Linked DNA regions of Homo sapiens: region 2 is linked to region 1. A link is a loop called in an ENCODE intact Hi-C map of the cell type or tissue named here. Cell type or tissue: mammary epithelial cell. All regions are shown on one strand. Each heading gives the region's core, and the rest is flanking DNA. Links, peaks and the distances in the headings are about the cores only. Region 1 overlaps ENTPD3 (ectonucleoside triphosphate diphosphohydrolase 3). Region 2 has its middle 29 kb from the start of EIF1B.

The links. A loop is a pair of places that touch in the nucleus more often than their neighbours do. Peaks named below come from ENCODE experiments on the same cell type or tissue, not always from the same donor. Only the 100,000 strongest peaks of a DNase experiment are listed, where the experiment ranks them.
Region 2: a loop joins it to region 1, with 6 times the contacts of the local background. A loop is called at or near these places in 2 of 110 quality-filtered maps.

Annotation. Positions count from the first base shown.
Region 1 is chr3:40,413,831-40,422,171 of GRCh38, forward strand. It overlaps ENTPD3 (ectonucleoside triphosphate diphosphohydrolase 3), which reads left to right. Exons shown (of 11, transcript NM_001248.4): 6 at 851-1,010; 7 at 2,010-2,243. The region is part of intron 2 of ENTPD3-AS1 (ENTPD3, EIF1B and MYRIP antisense RNA 1); the gene reads right to left. Among named protein-coding and RNA genes, the nearest start is that of ENTPD3, 31 kb to the left of the region's middle. RefSeq lists a silencer at 4,289-4,489. In mammary epithelial cell, for the core only: no CTCF peak of the experiment used is centred there; a DNase peak (open chromatin) is centred at 4,531; H3K27ac peaks cover 278 bases.
Region 2 is chr3:40,334,126-40,342,466 of GRCh38, forward strand. No RefSeq gene overlaps it. Among named protein-coding and RNA genes, the nearest start is that of EIF1B, 29 kb to the left of the region's middle. RefSeq lists an enhancer at 3,538-3,587. In mammary epithelial cell, for the core only: no CTCF peak of the experiment used is centred there; a DNase peak (open chromatin) is centred at 3,236.

The DNA.
Region 1 (8,341 bases), core at 318-8,317:
AACAATTAATGAGAATTAGCTGGGATGAGAATTGATGAAACTGGGAAAACTCTGAATTATTTTCCAAGAAGTGATAATTGGCCACGGAATTGGAATGGATCCTGCTTATAGCCTTGCTCTTTCTTCTTCCTGAGCCAAGAGTCAGCCAGTGCCCCTGGCTTTCTACCCATGGATGAAAGATGAAATAATCTCCCAAGTGAGCTTTCTTTCATAGGGTAAAATGGCAGCAGATGGACGCCATAACATTCTGTCACCAGGGATAGAATGCTGTGTTGCCACTCCTCTAAGAGTCAGCACACCAATGGTTTTTCAATCCAGTGACAGCCATGATGACTGTCATATCCCTTCATGCTGAAGCCCTCCCAAAGAGTGAAGCAAAAACAGCTAAAAACTCAATGTTCTTCCTTTCCCCCTTCCTACTAAGCTCCCTTTCCGTCTGGTCAGATGAGGGTTCCTTCATATGGTGCCTCCAAGAGATTATTTATGCCACTCTTATGACTTCATCAATCCCCTTTCCTCTGCTGATCTAAGACAGAGCAATGGCAGTTAAATAGGAGGCTCTTTTGATACATGAACAGATGAGATGGGTGGGGAGAACAAATTGTACTTATGCTGAAAGCAATTTTCCTGCTTGGCAGTTTGACAGGTAACAAGTGCATCCTGCCTTCACAGTTGCCCCAGAAGGCTTCAACTTGCAAAAGGGATTGTGGTGTACAGCACACATCTGGAAAATCATTCATCCCCACCAGCAGGGAGACGGTGAAGTTTGCATTTTCACCTGAGTGAGACTATGTATTTTAAGACTGTATTGTCTGGGCACTCAGACTTGTTTGTTCTGTGCCTTGTACAGGTTGCAAAATGAAACAGCAGCTAATGAAGTCCTTGAAAGCATCCAAAGCTACTTCAAGTCCCAGCCCTTTGACTTTAGGGGTGCTCAAATCATTTCTGGGCAAGAAGAAGGGGTATATGGATGGATTACAGCCAACTATTTAATGGGAAATTTCCTGGAGGTGTGTGCAAACAAATGCATGGTTTTTAATCTTACTGTTTATCCTATCCCCTGTGAGTGATAGCCTAAGTAGAGGTACATGCCATCAGGGATATCTGCCCTGTATCACTCCTACCATGTAACGCATTAGGGAAATACCTATGAGACAATAGCTAAGAAAGACATATATAGCTGGGGAGAAAACATGGTCATAAACAGGACTAAATGCTAGGGAGGGAGGGAATCTTGTCACTTTACTAGCTTGTAAGAAATTGAAGGGGGTGGGATCTAAATTTAACACTAGGCTATGGGTCTTTGGGAGGGCAGTTGAAGAATAACCCTTCAGAGAGGCTCCATGACCATCTGAAATGTACAAAGCCCTCAGGAAGTCTGTATCCCTAAGTCCCCAGAGACAGGAGGAGGTCTTCACTCTGTGTTCCCAGGTCTCCTCACAGTCCAATCCCTGCACTCCCTGCTCCCTTGGTGCAGAGGAAAGTTGACTCCAAGAGACAACTGCCATGTTACAGGGGGCACAAAACAGGAGTTACTCAGAGCATATCCAGCCCAAGACCTATTTTGTTCACCTTCAAATGTATTTTAAATTTTTAAATAATTACCAACAATTAACATTTGGGAAATTTCACATAAAAATCCATACTTCTAGCTTCTTCTGACCTCCTCACTCCTCCCAAAAATCGGAGGAACTGGTCACAGTAGACTCACATTCCTGCACGGTAACAGGAACAGAGTGTAAATCATGGACTCTCCAGTTTGCCACAGACCCACCAGTCCCTATTATACACCTAATCTACTTCACTCATTTATTACTTACCTATGTTACCTGCCCAGTTCCTGTAAGCATTTTAATTCACCACCTCTAAAAGAAAAGGAAAGAATTGGCCTCACATGCTCCCTCTGTCCTACTTCTTAGTAATAGGAGACGAGGCTTGGGTGGAGAACTCTGGGCAAACAGAGATGGTGCCTTTGGCTTTCTTTCTCACTTCCTTTTCCCACTGTGCAGAAGAACCTGTGGCACATGTGGGTGCACCCGCATGGAGTGGAAACCACGGGTGCCCTGGACTTAGGTGGTGCCTCCACCCAAATATCCTTCGTGGCAGGAGAGAAGATGGATCTGAACACCAGCGACATCATGCAGGTGTCCCTGTATGGCTACGTATACACGCTCTACACACACAGCTTCCAGTGCTATGGCCGGAATGAGGCTGAGAAGAAGTTTCTGGCAATGCTCCTGCAGGTACTTGAGTCGGGGGTAGGGGGTGGCAGGTGTTCTCTTGAGGGTTTGAGCTGAGGGGAGAATGCCCTGCCTTCTGGGGTCTGTCCTCTCCACTTCAATTGAAAGGTAGATGGAAATAACAGCATTTTCCAATTTACTCCTGGGGGTCCAAGTCCCTTTCCTCTCTGTCTCTTTCTTCCCCTCCGTCTCCCTCTCATGTTGCCCACTTCCAGTAAATTTGAGTAAGAAGTCTAGGGAAGTTCCAGAGCTTCAGTTGTTTTGTAAATGACTCAAGACCTGGAATCCCTTTATGGACACAAACTGTTTTAAACCAGGAGCTAAATAAGCCTGAGAATTTTGAGACTCCCCTGGGTGTAGACAAAATAATATTAGTGGTCACAAGAGAAATGTGTGCTGAAGGGGGAGAGGGCAGAGCCCTTCCCAGGCTCAGCCTCCTTTTAGATGGGTCTATATTAGGCAGACTTGATACCCTTATATGGCAGAACTTTAGAGCAACCACATTCCATCATGTTGATCAGTAATTCATTTGATAAGTGTTCCAGGGCCCAGAAGGCTAATTCAGGCATCAGCTAGAAAGCTATTGCTAATATTAAACTCAACATTATGCAGTGTGTGTTCATGAGGGCACTAACTCCACAGGTGAGACCCCAGACCCAAACACCAGTGCTCAGGGGACATCAATCTTAGCCATGGCTGGGTGGCTGAGAGGATGGGCCTTGACTGCCTAGAGGGGTATGAGGAAATCAGAAGCCACAGATCCTGGCTTCTTATGGGACTCAAAGGCAGGGGAATCAGCCTATGAACAAAATGGACACAACTTCAGTAGGTTAACCCACGTTCGTCCAACCTACTCTGATAACTGAAGACAGGAACAGACTCTATCCTGCAGAGGAGTTGAAGGGATCACAAAAGTGCATCTTCAGCAGGACTCACAACTTCAGACCCCTGCATTTACCCAGTGTTCATGCAGGGTAGGTTGTGGGAACTCAGCTTCCAGTTCTGGCCCCTCCCCCAAACATCTCCCCAATCCTCCCAGAAATGGCTGAGGCCCCAGGACACATGCATGGGACATTTATTGTCAGGAGAGTCTGAGCACTGCCTGGAAAGGACAGATGTGAGAACCCTGCAGACAGCCCTCAACTACCCTTCTGTAGTAATCCATGCTCACACTACTATAAAGAAATACCTGAAACTGGGTAATTTATAAAGAAAAGAGGTTTGTTTAATTGGTTCATGGTTCTGTGAGCTGTACAGGTTTCTGCTTCTAGGGAGGCTTCAGGAAACTTAAAATCATAGTAGAAGGCGAAGCGGAAGCAAGCCCTTCTTACATGGGGGAATAGGAGGAAGAGAGAGAGTGAAGCGGAAGGTGCCATACAATTTTAAACAACCAGATCTCCTGACAACTCACTCACTATCATGAGAACAGCAAGGGGGAAATCCACCCCCATGCCCCAATCACCTCCCACCAGGCCCCTCCTCCAACACTGGGATTACAATTTTACATGAGACAAAGCCAAACCATGTCACCTTCCATGGCTCCCATCCCAACTTCCACCTCCCTGCCCAGTCAGCCAAACCAAACCCTACAGGTAACTCAATCAACCCTCCCTATCAGGGGATCTCAATACTCACCACTCATCCCCACTTGCTCATCAAAGTAGTTCAACCAACATGCTTCTTTCTTTCTGGGAGAGAAGCTCTGGAAAATCCTCTTTTCTCCAGCTCCTTTTACCTCTAGCAATGCCTAATGTCCTTTGCTCCAGCTCTGACCCTAGCAGGGGTAGAATGTGGAGGCTCAGGTGAAATCCTCCTTTTTCCAGGGTGAGTGAGGATCAGAGAGGCTAATCTTTTAAATTTGGCTGGCCCTATGGAATGTGTGTGTTTCTGTCTGTCTGCGTGCCTCTGTGTGTTTTTGTACTCATACAATGTTTACTAAAGAATGATTATCTATGTATCCAGCAGTCCACAGAGAAGAAGTAAATACTTCACCTTTCTGAGGTCTGATTTAGGCTTGAGAATGCCAGTCTCCAAATGTGAGCCCAGCACTGGCCATGGAGAAGTGAGCACCCAGCCTCTCACAGTCAGCTCACAGGGACAGGGACACATGTCTTCAATTTGCATGGTAACCTCTAGATGCCTGATAGGGTGGCTCTGCCCTCAGAGGCTTCTGACTCATGCAAGAGGAGAGACCCAGATGAGATGAGGATTACTGACAAATTCATGTCAAGACTCACCTGACCAACAGTTTCATAGGTCAAATATGTATTGCCAAGCCCTGACTTGGAAGGTTCACACAAATTATTGCATTGTAAACACTGACTGAGTAAATTCCATCAGTCTGGATCTTGTTTCCTCATCTGTAATATAAGGAACTACGTAGTGTGGTGAGAATGATAGCTGGATATGTACTTTGCAAGTTACTTTCTTATCAATAAGTCTCCAGTCACCTTAGAGCTGAAGTCTCACTCTGACAACATGTTAGATATTAGGAATGTGCATTCACTTTCTATCTTTCCCTTTTTAAGTAAGAAATTTTTCTTCTGTTTTTAATGTAATATATGTTCAGTGAAAAACATTTAGGAGATGCACACCAAAAACTATAAAGGATTTATTTAAAAACAGAATTAACCACTATTAACATACTATTGCATTTTCTTCCATTTTTTAAATGTATGAATGTGTAAAAACTTGGCTTCATATGGTATATATAATTTTATATTTACCTTTTATTTTACCTAACCATATATTATGATCATTTTCCTGTGTTGTTAATGTCCTTTTAAAATACGATTTTTTATGAGAGCATAATATTCCAAGTGCCATAACTTAAAAAGAAAAAAAATTGACCATTCGATTATGAAAGAAAGTACATTCTTATTGTAAAAATTTAAAACCATAGAAAGAGTGTTAAAGTCAAAATGAAAGATCCTCCTTCCAATCCCATTTACTGAATGCCATCACTGGTCAAAGCTTAATATGTTGTTCTTCTACACTTTCCAGGTCAGTATATTAACTTATTTTCTTTACTATTTACTATCCCATAATTTATCAATCATACCCTCCCTCATGGACATCAGGCTATGTCCTGTTTTGTTGCTACAACAATAATATAATAAGCCTTCTTACTCATATAATCTTAGCGATTTTATTTCTGTAGGACAGGTTCAAAGGACAGGTGTATTTTTTTATTTAAATGAACAAATAGGTAATCTTCCAACAAAATTAGAACCATTCAGATTACCACCCATGTTGTGATGACTTTTTGAAATAAGCTTCAGGAATTCCAAAACATTCTAATAATAAGTACTTAGATAATGAGGATCTGTTTCTGGATTTTCTGTTCTATACATTCATTTTTCTATTTTGGGGCCAATATCATGTTGTTCTACTTGCAAAAGTCTATTTTTCTACTCTCAGAGGTTTATTTTGAACTTCAAAGTCATTTGAAGCAGTAACAAAAAAGGAAGTTTTTTGTTGAGATTGTGATTGCAATCACATTGATTCATATATTAATTTGGTTAAAATGTGCTTATTAGTGACATCAACAATTTCTATCCAGAATTATACAATGTATTTCCATTTATTTAATTCTTGGCTTGTATCCTTCAATAAAATGTATAGTTTTCATCATTGGTTCTGTACCTCTGTTGTTAAATGTATTTTCTTTGTGTATATTTTTTAAGCTTTCTATCACTATCAAGAATAGTTTCTATCATTGTTTTTTCCAGTTTTAACCAGTTTTACTCTAAGATCAGATTATGCTGTAGTTTTCTAGTGGACTTTTCTCCCTCGAGCCCATTGACTGACTTTTTCATGACAGTGCCCTGCAAACACTAAGCTCGGTGAAGACTGTTGAATGTTGAATGCCTGAACTTGGCACATTGGCAAATTATACTTAAAGAATGCCATAACAAAAATTCAAACACACAAAAAAAGAAAAGAACTAATACTTACTAAGCTTTTCCTATGTACTAAGTCAGAAATAATTTATGTTATCTTGTTTCTTCTCTGGGCCAAGCCAGAAATAATTTATAGTTTTAATCATTTTAAAAGTATAAATCTCCCTTCAGACTATACTAGAAAAGAAAAAAAGTACAAATCAGATTTGGAAGTAGATACTAAATAGCCAATTGATTAGTTTGATTTTTTTTTCTTTTTTCTTTTTTTCTTTTTTTTTTTGGAGATGGAGTCTTGCTCTGTCACCCAGGCTGGAGTGCAGTGGTGTGATCTTGGCTCACTGCAAGCTCTGCCTCTCGGGTTCACGCCATTCTCCTACCTCAGCCTCCCGAGTAGCTGGGACTACAGGTGCCCGCCACCATGCCCAGCTAATTTTTTCTATTTTTTTTTAGTAGAGATGGGGTTTCACTGTGTTAGCCAGGATGGCCTCGATCTCCTGACCTCGTGATCCGCCCGCCTTGGCCTCCCAAAGTGCTGGAATTACACGTGTGAGCCACCACGCCCCGCATATTTTTTCTTTCAACCAATATTTCAGCCATAGGGTGACCCAAGTATGATATGCTATAGATTATATGTAACAATTTTTGAAAATCATAGATTTTTTTCATACCATAGAGGCAGAAAGGGGCCTGTTTGCCTCCTTCTCAGTCATATGAAGATTTTTCTGGAAAACACTCATTTGGGTTATATTTGATGAATATTAAGCTTTTATAGGATTTTTGCAGAATCTTGTCACTGACCTTTGTTAAATAATTGCATTACTTGAATATGTACCTCAGTTTCCTCATCAGTAAAATGAAAGGGTTGGGCTAAATGTCTGAGTCAAGATTTTACTGTAGGGTGGCCAGGTGCAGTGGCTCACACCTGTAATCCTAGCACTTTGGGAGGCTAAGGCAGGAGAATCTCTTGTGCCCAGGAGTTTGAGACCAACCTGGGTAACACAGGGAGACCCCACCTCTACAAAACAAAAAATAATAATAATTAATTAATTTAAATTTTTTTTTTTTTTTTGAGACGGAGTCTTGCTTTGTCACCCAGGCTGGAGTGTAATGGTGCAATCTCGGTTTGCTGCAACCTCCGCCTCCCGGGTTCAAGTGGTTCTCCTGCCTCAGCCTCCTGAGTAGCTGGGACTACAGGTGCGTGCCACCACGCCTGGCTAATTTTTGTATTTTTAGGAAAGACGGGGTTTCACCATGTTGCCCAGGCTGGTCTCAAACTCCTGACCTCAAATGATCTGCCTGCCTCAGCCTCCTAAAGTGCTGGGATTACAGATGTGAGCCATCACACCCAGCCAAAAGAAAAGATTTTACTGTAGGGGAAGCAGTATGCCTTAGTGGCTTAAGTTGAACATAGTTCAAATCCAATTCCTTAGAAAAGAGAGTTCATAAATTGAATCAACAACATTCAGGACTTTAGCATAAAATAGAGTATTTTGCACCAGTAGATTAAAGATTGAATAGTCATATGGAAAAAGTAAAGCCAAGTCTCTGAGTCTTTAAATCAAATAAATTTCAATGGATAAAAGATTTATATGTGACAAGGATATTTGTTTGTAATGGCAAAATGATTGGGAACCACCTCAATGTTCATCTAGATGATATTCCTTAAATAAAGTATGGTTTATTTGTACAGTGGAATACTATGCAGCTACTAAAAAAATAGGCCACTGTATAAGTACAATGAATGGAAAGATCTCAAAGATATATAATTTTAAGTGAGAAAAGCAACGGGTAGAATGGGGTATATAAAGTGCTACCATTTATGGCTTTAAAAAAAGAAAAGCATGGGAGAAAATATATATATTTGCATGTGCATGCCAGATCTTTGGAAGGATACACAAAAACTGGCAATAGTGATTGTTTCCAGAAAAAGGCCTGATGGCTGCAAGTGGATGAGAAGGAGACTTCACTTTCATATGTTTATTTGTACCTTTTGGATTATTTTGCTAGATGGATGGGTGATATTCTACTTAAAATGATACATTATATATATCCATTTTCTCACCAAGTGAAGTTCATAAAACCTGGTTCATAGGGCTATCATAAGAGCTGGATCAGATAATGTGAGAGAGAGCCTAGCGCTATGCCTGGTACGAGGTAATTGTCACACACACACACACACACACACACCCTTTTCCCACC
Region 2 (8,341 bases), core at 151-8,150, 80 kb before region 1:
CCCGGAAGTGCCAGGGAGTTAATGCTCCAGGAGTGGTTCCAATGAGGGACAGGAGCTGGTGGACAAACACCCCAGCTTCCTCAACTATTGGTTCCACTTCTTCTCTCAGAATGTCTCTCAGAAGGTCCCCCAGGAGGGAGCCCCAGGTGACTGCCCTAGCCTCCAGCTCATTAATTCACCTTGTATTGGCTTTCATTCTTCTCTGACTCACTTCCCTTCTCTCTCACCAAGCTTTTAGGAATCACTTTTCAGATAAACTACTTGCACCCAATCCTAGTCTCAGTGTCAGCTTTTGGAGGAACACTAACGAAGACACAATTTTAGTCTTAACCTTGATGATAATGACACAAGTTAACTTTAATAAACGTGAAGGCCTAAAACTCAAATATCCATAAGCCAAAAGCCAATGTGATCAAATATCTAAGGCCAAACCCAAGTGGGGCCTAAGGGGCCCTGGAGAGCAGGTATCCTCTTTGGGAGGTAGCTACTAGTCTACTCAAGAGGCTGTTTCCATGCAAGAAGGTGGGGCCAGTATTGTTAGAGCTTCCAATTTTTAAAGAGATGCTGGAATTCTGCATTTTTATATGGACTTTCCCAATTTTTGAATGTTGAAATCAACTCAAAAATTTGAAAGCACTATGAAGCCCAAGAGAAATCCATCCATGGACAAGAGCATGCCCACAGACCCCAGTTTGTGACCTCTGGTTCCACTGGATTTAATAATCCAGCAGCCACTGTTGACCCTTCCCAGGGCAGTTTAAATTGAGTAGTGAGGCCAGAAAGCATATTGTGGAGAGCTGAGAAAAGAATTGGAAGTGAGAAAATAGAGAAAGCCAGTATAGATGATTCTTTCCAGAGCAGAGATAGAGTAGTAGATATTGAAGTGAAATAAATATTTTAATTCTTAAAGTTTGGGCACTCAAAAATACCTTTAAACCAGGAGGCAAGATCAAGGATTAAAGAACAGGATGAAGACAGTGGAGAGACAGGGAGTAACCAATTGAGTAAAGTCCCTCAGCGAAGGCAAGAACAGGCGGGCTAGCTGTGGGATTGGCCTTCAACATGAGGAAAGCCTACCATTCTCTGAAATGTGGGGCAGAAGATACATGACACACTAAGGTAAAGAATCTCTAAAGTATCCTAAGGCAGAGCAGCTCATTAAAAAAAAAAAAAAAAATTTTCGGGCATGGTAGCTCACTCCCGTAATCCCAGCACTTTGGGAGGCCAAGGCAGGTGAATCATTTGAGGTCAGGAGTTCAAGACCAGCTTGGCCAACATGGTGAGACCCCATCTCTACTAAAAATATAAAAATTATCTAGGCATGATGGCACATGCCTGTAATCCCAGCTACTTGGGAGGCTGAGGCAGGAGAATGGCTTGAATCCCAGAGGCGGCGGTTGCAGTGAGCCGAGATTGCACCACTGCACTCCAGCCTGGGCAACAGAGTGAAACTCTGTCTCAAAAAAAAAAATTGACTAGGTATTTTTATTTTTATTTTATTATCTAATTATAAAATTAATATGTGTTTATTTTGGAAATGTTGGAAAATATAGAAAATAATAAAGATGAAATTAAACATTTCCTGTTATTCCACATCCTAGAAAGAACTGTTGCTGGAAAAGGGATATTGATTCCAGGCCCCAAGAGAGGGTTCTTAGATCTCACACAAGAAGGAATTCAAGGCACATCGCAGAGTGCAGTGAGAAGAGATAGTTTATTGAAAGCTACTCAGTTACAGAGTAGGGCATCCTCAGAAAGCAAGAAGAAGACTGCCTTGTCTTTTTTTTGAAGTTTTACTTATATAGGGTCTAGTCTATGTAAAAGCTAAGCTAAGGTATGTCTACATGCAGGTGGGCTGACAGCATAGCAAAATTTATTACTCTGTTTAGTTAAAGAAAACTATCCTTCTATAATCCCAGCACTTTGATAGGCCAAGGCAGGAGGATCGGTTGAGCCCAGGAGTTTGAGACCAGCCTGGGCAATATAGTGAGACCCTGTCTCTAAAAAAAGAGAAAGAAAGAAAAATAAAAAATAAAACGATCCTTGACATTTTAGTGTGCAATTACATCAAAGCATAATTATCTTGAAAGCATATATGGTCATGGGTATTGGGACATCTGGACTTTCCATTGTTGTAGGAGTGTGTCCTTGCAGGTATCTTTAAACTGTTTCCTCAATGGTGAATATCTTATGACTATGTGTCATGACCCACAAGGAATGTGTCTTGTTAGTCCCAAGAGGGAGCTGATATTAAAATTATGTTACTGTGGCTCTCCTGGGCTCCTGTTTCCCTAACAGAACCACTGTTAGTATTTGTGACTATATGTTTTTCATTCAAAGTGGGCTTATACTATACATACTGCTTTGTAAACTGACTTTTTAATTTTGTAACATATAATGGACATTTTTCCACACCATTAGATATTGTTTTAAGATATGACTAGTTACAGTCACACCGTATTTTCCAAATATACCCACATCCACATATCTGCCATCCACATGCTCTTCTTACAGTGTGACATTCACGTGCTTCCATCAAGAAGTGAGGTCTCTGTTTCCTCCCTTTGAACCTGGCCAGACTTTTGTAACTGCCACAGTCAATAGAATGTGGCATAAGTGATGCTGTGTGCCTTCCAAGGCTAGTTCATAAAGACAACATGGCTCTGTTTTTTACTTTTTGTTTTTTGCCTTTGGAACCAAACCACATTTGTGAGGAAGTCAGGTCTATATGGAAAGGCCATATGTGAATGTTCCAGCTGACTGACCCACTTGGGCCTCTAGCTCATATCAGCATCTGCCAACACGTGAGCAAACAAGTCTTCCAAGATAGCAGACTTTAGGTCTTCCACTTAAAGCCCCAGGCATTACAGAGTAGAAATAGGCCTTACTCCCTGCTGCCTAAGTTCCTGATCACAAATTCCGTGAGAGATAGTAAGTGATCATTGCTAGAGAACCAAAGCAGTATTGCATTTCATGGATATATCACAATATTGCCCTTTTGGGGGGCTTTAGATTGTCTCTAATTTTCTGCTATTATAAATAACACTGAATGAACCTCCACGTAGCTGATTCTTTGTCTAATTAACATCTCTTTCCTAAGAATAAATGTATAGATGAGCAATAATTAGGTCAAAGGATATGATCATTTTAAAGGCTTTGGAAACACATTGCTCAATTGCTTTCTAGAATTGTTGAGTCAATTTACATTCTCACAATTAGTGTATGAAAGTGTGTGAAAGCATTCAGTGAGTTATTCTTAGTCACTGGCCTCTGACGACTTTACATTTCTTTTCCTCGAACTGTCATCCCCACCCCATCTTTGTTAATTTTTGAGGCTTGTGATTCTGGAGATTGGCAACAAATTAGTGGATACCATGTTGGGAGTTGTTCAGGGCAAGGAATAGATGGAAACTGCTGGTAGTGGGCCATGGGGCCAGGCAGCTTTGCTCAGAACAGGGATCCAAGGAGGGCTATCAAGGTTGATCACACCACAAACCAGAGGCTCCTCCTACCCAGACTGGATGACGCCTGGGATAGAAGCTCCAACTGCAGCACTAAGCCCAGGAAATACACCTGTCCCTGCCGTGCTCCTTAAGAGGGTTGATAATAGACGTAGGGATACCCTTTCTTGTCATTTGTTGTTTTTGTTGAGATAAAATTCACATATCATAACATGAGCCGTTTAAAGGAAACAGTTCAGCGGCATTTAATAGTCACAATATTGTACAACCACTGCATCTATCTAGTTTCAAAACATTTCATTGCCCCAAAGGGAAACCCCATACCCATTAGGCAGTTACTCCCCATACCCTTCCTTCCAGTGCCTAGCAACCAGCAATCTGTTTTCTGTCTCTATGAATTGATCTATTCTGGGTATTTCATATAAATAGAATCATGCAATATGTGACCTTTTGTGCCTGGCTTTTGAGGTTTATCCACTTTGTGCACGTATACATCCTTCCTTTCTCCTATTATTTCTGAATAATATTCCATTATATGGATATACCACAATTTGTTTGTCCATTCATCATCATTTATGAACATTTAGGTTGTTTCTAATATTTTTTAACCAAAACATGTGTATTAGAACTTTCCCACAGATAGCCATTTTTGTCACTTTTCTGGTCAAATCTTCACAATAAGTTCTTAGACTCAATTATTATTATTATTTGAGATGGCATCTTGCTCTGTCACACAGGCTAGAGTGCAGTGGCGCAATCTCGGCTCACTGCAACCTCTGCCTCCTGGGTTCAAGCACTTCTGCCTCAGCCTCCTGAGTAGCTGGGACTACAGGTGTGTGCCACCATGGCCAGCTAATTTTTATATTTTTAGTAGAGACAGGATTTCACCATGTTGGCCAGGCTGGTCTCGAACTCCTGACCTCAGGTGATCCGTCCACCTCAGCCTCCCAAAGTGCTGGGATTACAGGCATAAGCCACCGCGCCTGGCCTCTGAGACTCAATTATTAAGGAATATTCATCACTCTATAACTCACCCCTGAAAATCACTTGATTCCTTAATGAAGCCCTTCTTTAACTCGACCTGGAATCAATTTCTCTCGTTTACTTTAAAAGCAAAACAAAAACCTTTCCACTGAGTCTATCAGGCAACTTTACAGGAAATCAAAGCATTTTTTGATAGCACAGGCCTTAAAAGAAGATATTCAAATGGAGTTGAGACAAACCAGATTGTTCTAGAAGGCATTTCTGATTTCTTTAGCGAAATCTGGGCCAAAGAAATGGTCACTAACACGCTCCTTTGTACTTCCACATAGTTTAATACATTAAGCACTCAACTAAAAAGGGAGAAGAAGCCAGGCATTTGAGTGTTAGTGCAAAGAAGCCAAAGAAAGAATCAGTGGCACCAACTTTCTCTACCCAGTCTGTTTTTCCACCACAGGACTCTTGTTATAACGAACAATGTACGTAGTGTGAAGAGGACGGTACCTTGATACCCCTCTTTTCCTGTAATGAAACTGCTGCCACCCTGTTCTTCATGTTCAGTTGTTGGATCCATGTGGGAACTCAGTGGGCTGTGGCTGACATATTAGAATTGTGGGGTTGTGGCTCTTTCACTGTATTGTCTCCTAAGCCTTACTCTAGTGGGAAGCTAAATGGAGTTGGCTCCACTAGTTTATCTTACTTAGGAAGAAAAGTTCATTAAAGCTTTTTTATGGCCAAATCTCGATGACCAGTTCTAGGTTTTTATGTTTTGGGGGTGATTTTCCTTTTCTTGATCTATTTAGCAATTTAAACCAAATCTACCTAAGCACATTCCATATAACTCCTACTTCTTTTTCTCTGAGGTAAACATAAGAAAGTTTGCTTTAGGATTCTGTGCAGTATTTTCTGGTCCCAGAGGTCAAGTAGAATATTTTGAACTGGACAAGGGGTTTTCAGATACTGCTCAAAGATGCAGATATCATCAGATAAAATACCTGAAGACATGCACCCTCCCCTGCGTAAGTATCTCTCATTCAGCAGGAAAAATCAGGTTTCATAGGTAAGCTGTCTTCTCTCCTCCCCAGCTGTTTGGGATGTAGGCTGTTAGTTACAGGGATGGGGGTAGGTTGAATGAGAAAATATTTTGCAATGTAGATAGAAGCATGTATTATTAGTCCAGACTGTTTTGATCACATGTGCCAGAAACACAACACAAATTAACTTAAGCATAACAAGACAGTTTATATGTTCATTAAACTAAAGATTCACAGTTATAGCTGTCTTCAGTCACACCTGAATCTAGGAGCTCAAATGATGCCCTCAGCTCTGCCTTCCTCAGTATTGTCTTCACTGTTAGGCAGTGACTGGGGTAAGGTCAGCCCCAGCTGAACCAAAAGACAGAGAGGGGTGGTTGCCCAGAATAAAAGCTAAAATTTCAGGATAGACAAAAACAAGATATTCTATCACAGAGGGTCCTATACTGTGCATCTTTATCAAAGTGACTCCATAAATCTTGACCTGAGATACCACATAGCTTGATCTCATGATGTCTCTTGCTATAGACTGAATGCTTGTGTCTCCCCACCCCAAAATTCATGTGTTGAAATCCCAATTCCCAATTTGATAGTATTAGGAGGTGGGGGCATTTGAGGGGTGATTAGGTCATGAGGGTGGAACCCTCACGAATGGGATTGGCACCCTTACAAAAGAGATTCCAAAGGGCTCCCATATCGCTTCTGCCATGTGGGGACACAGTGAGAAGATATCATCTATGAATCAAGACACCAGCCCTCACCAGATAATCCTGAATCTGCTAGCTCCTTGACCTTGGACTTCTAGCTTCCAGAACTGTGAGAAATGAATTTCTGTTCTTTATAAGTCAGTCTATGGTGATTCATTATAGCAGCCTGAACTAAGACACCTCTTGAGCATCTGTTATGTGCCATGCATTGTGCTAAGTGCTGAGTGCTAGGAACACTGATGAGCAAAATAGACACTCTCTCTGCCCTCATAGAGTTTGCATTTTAAGGGCAATATACTTTTTTATGATTCTAGCCAGACTAGTCCCTGTCTTCTTCATGAATTCCCACACAACAATTGGTGCAGGGAATGTCATAGGCCAGATTGCCTCCAGGCAGAGACTGAGATGACAAGGATTAGATACATATGATTTATGGAGGGAGTGTTCTTAGAAGAAAGGTGAGAAAAAGAAATAGGATGGAGGGAGAAGAGCTAAGCACGAAATTGGGCTCAGCTGGTGTCAGCCTCTGCCTATCTCATGGGAAGCTCTGAGCATGAATTGTACTACAGGGTTAGTCCCAGCTTGAGGCAAGAGGGTGGACCTTGTGTGCCCCAATGTCAGTCACTCAATGGCTGTGGGCTGCCCTGGATGGGCTGAGGGTGAAATATTCCAGGCCAGATGGCTCCTGTTCTGCCAGGGCAATTCTGTGATGGGGGCAGCTGTAAGCCATCAGTCACCAACACTCTCAGCAACTGGGTGGGTCCACTGGCCTTGGGAAAGGCATTTTGGTGGGACACCACAATCTCACTACAGAGAAGATGATGTTGGTCACATTTTTCATTAGGTAATGTATAATTTCTGTCTATGTATTGGATAGCAGCTTTTACTCAATTTGTTTTCCAGTTATTCAATTACTTAAGTGATATGACCAGAAAGCAAAATAATAGCAATTATAGTAATATAGGGAGATAAATATAAACTCTCTTTAAGACTTCCCTAGGCCATCATGGCTCATGCCTGTAATCCCAGCACTCTGCGAGGCCAAGGTGGGTGGGTCATTTGAGGTCGGGAGTTCAAGACCAGCTTGGCCAACATGGTGAGACCCCACCCATCTCTATTAAAAATACAAAAATTAGCCGGGCGTGGTGGCACATGTCTGTAATTCCAGCTACTAGGGAGGATGAGGCAGGAGAATCGCTTGAACCTGGGAGGTGGAGGTTGCAGTGAGCCGAGATCGCACCACTGTATACTGCACTCCAGCCTGGGAGATGGAGTGAAACTCCATCTCAAAAAAAAAAAAAAAAAAAAGACTGCTCTAGTACCTTGGTGACCATTTTAGGCCAAAAAACAAATAATAATAATATTATTATTATAATAAATTAAAGCCACATTGTAAGCTGAATCTTTCTCAACAATGCCTGGGGTTTGTCAGAAACATTAAGAGAATGAGCTGAATGCTGTAAATTGTGCTTAGCAACTGGAGAGTGCCACATCTACCAGGAAACCTTTGCTTCCTAAAAATGGAAGCATTATCTGGTGAAATCAGGACAATTACAGCCACTAATCATTTGTAACTGAAAGCCTGTAACTGAATAAAATAGGAGTTGAAAACTCCAAATCTAATTTGTCTGTAATGGACAAAAGATTATGTCTATTAGGACATCCATTTCAGATAAAAAATGAGCAGTATTGCTCAAAGTCTTATGCTTCTATTTTAAGATGGACTTGTTTATTAGGAATTGCAGTTTTGTTGACCTCAATAACTTTACGGGAATTATGAAGATGTGGAACATCAACCGACTCATGTAGGGAGGGAAGAACTGGAAGCCTTGGGACCCAGAGTCAGCAGATGCCCTGAAGTCAGGTTGGAGGTCTGCATCCACTGTGAGAAATGGCCCAGCTAGATTTTGTGTTGAGGAACTGAAATGAATACCCACACACGTGTGTGTGAACACACATACACATACAGCTTACTGTCTACACTAACATGACCTTGCTTTTCTATCATATTCATTTGCACTACTTTGCCATGCTAGGAGATTCCAGTGCAGGAAAATAACTTGAAAGTTCATCATCCTGAAAAATACCTCATAAGAAGCATCAACAGATAGCTTACTTCCTAAGATTCTCCAATCCCATCACCTCAAAATCCTTACCA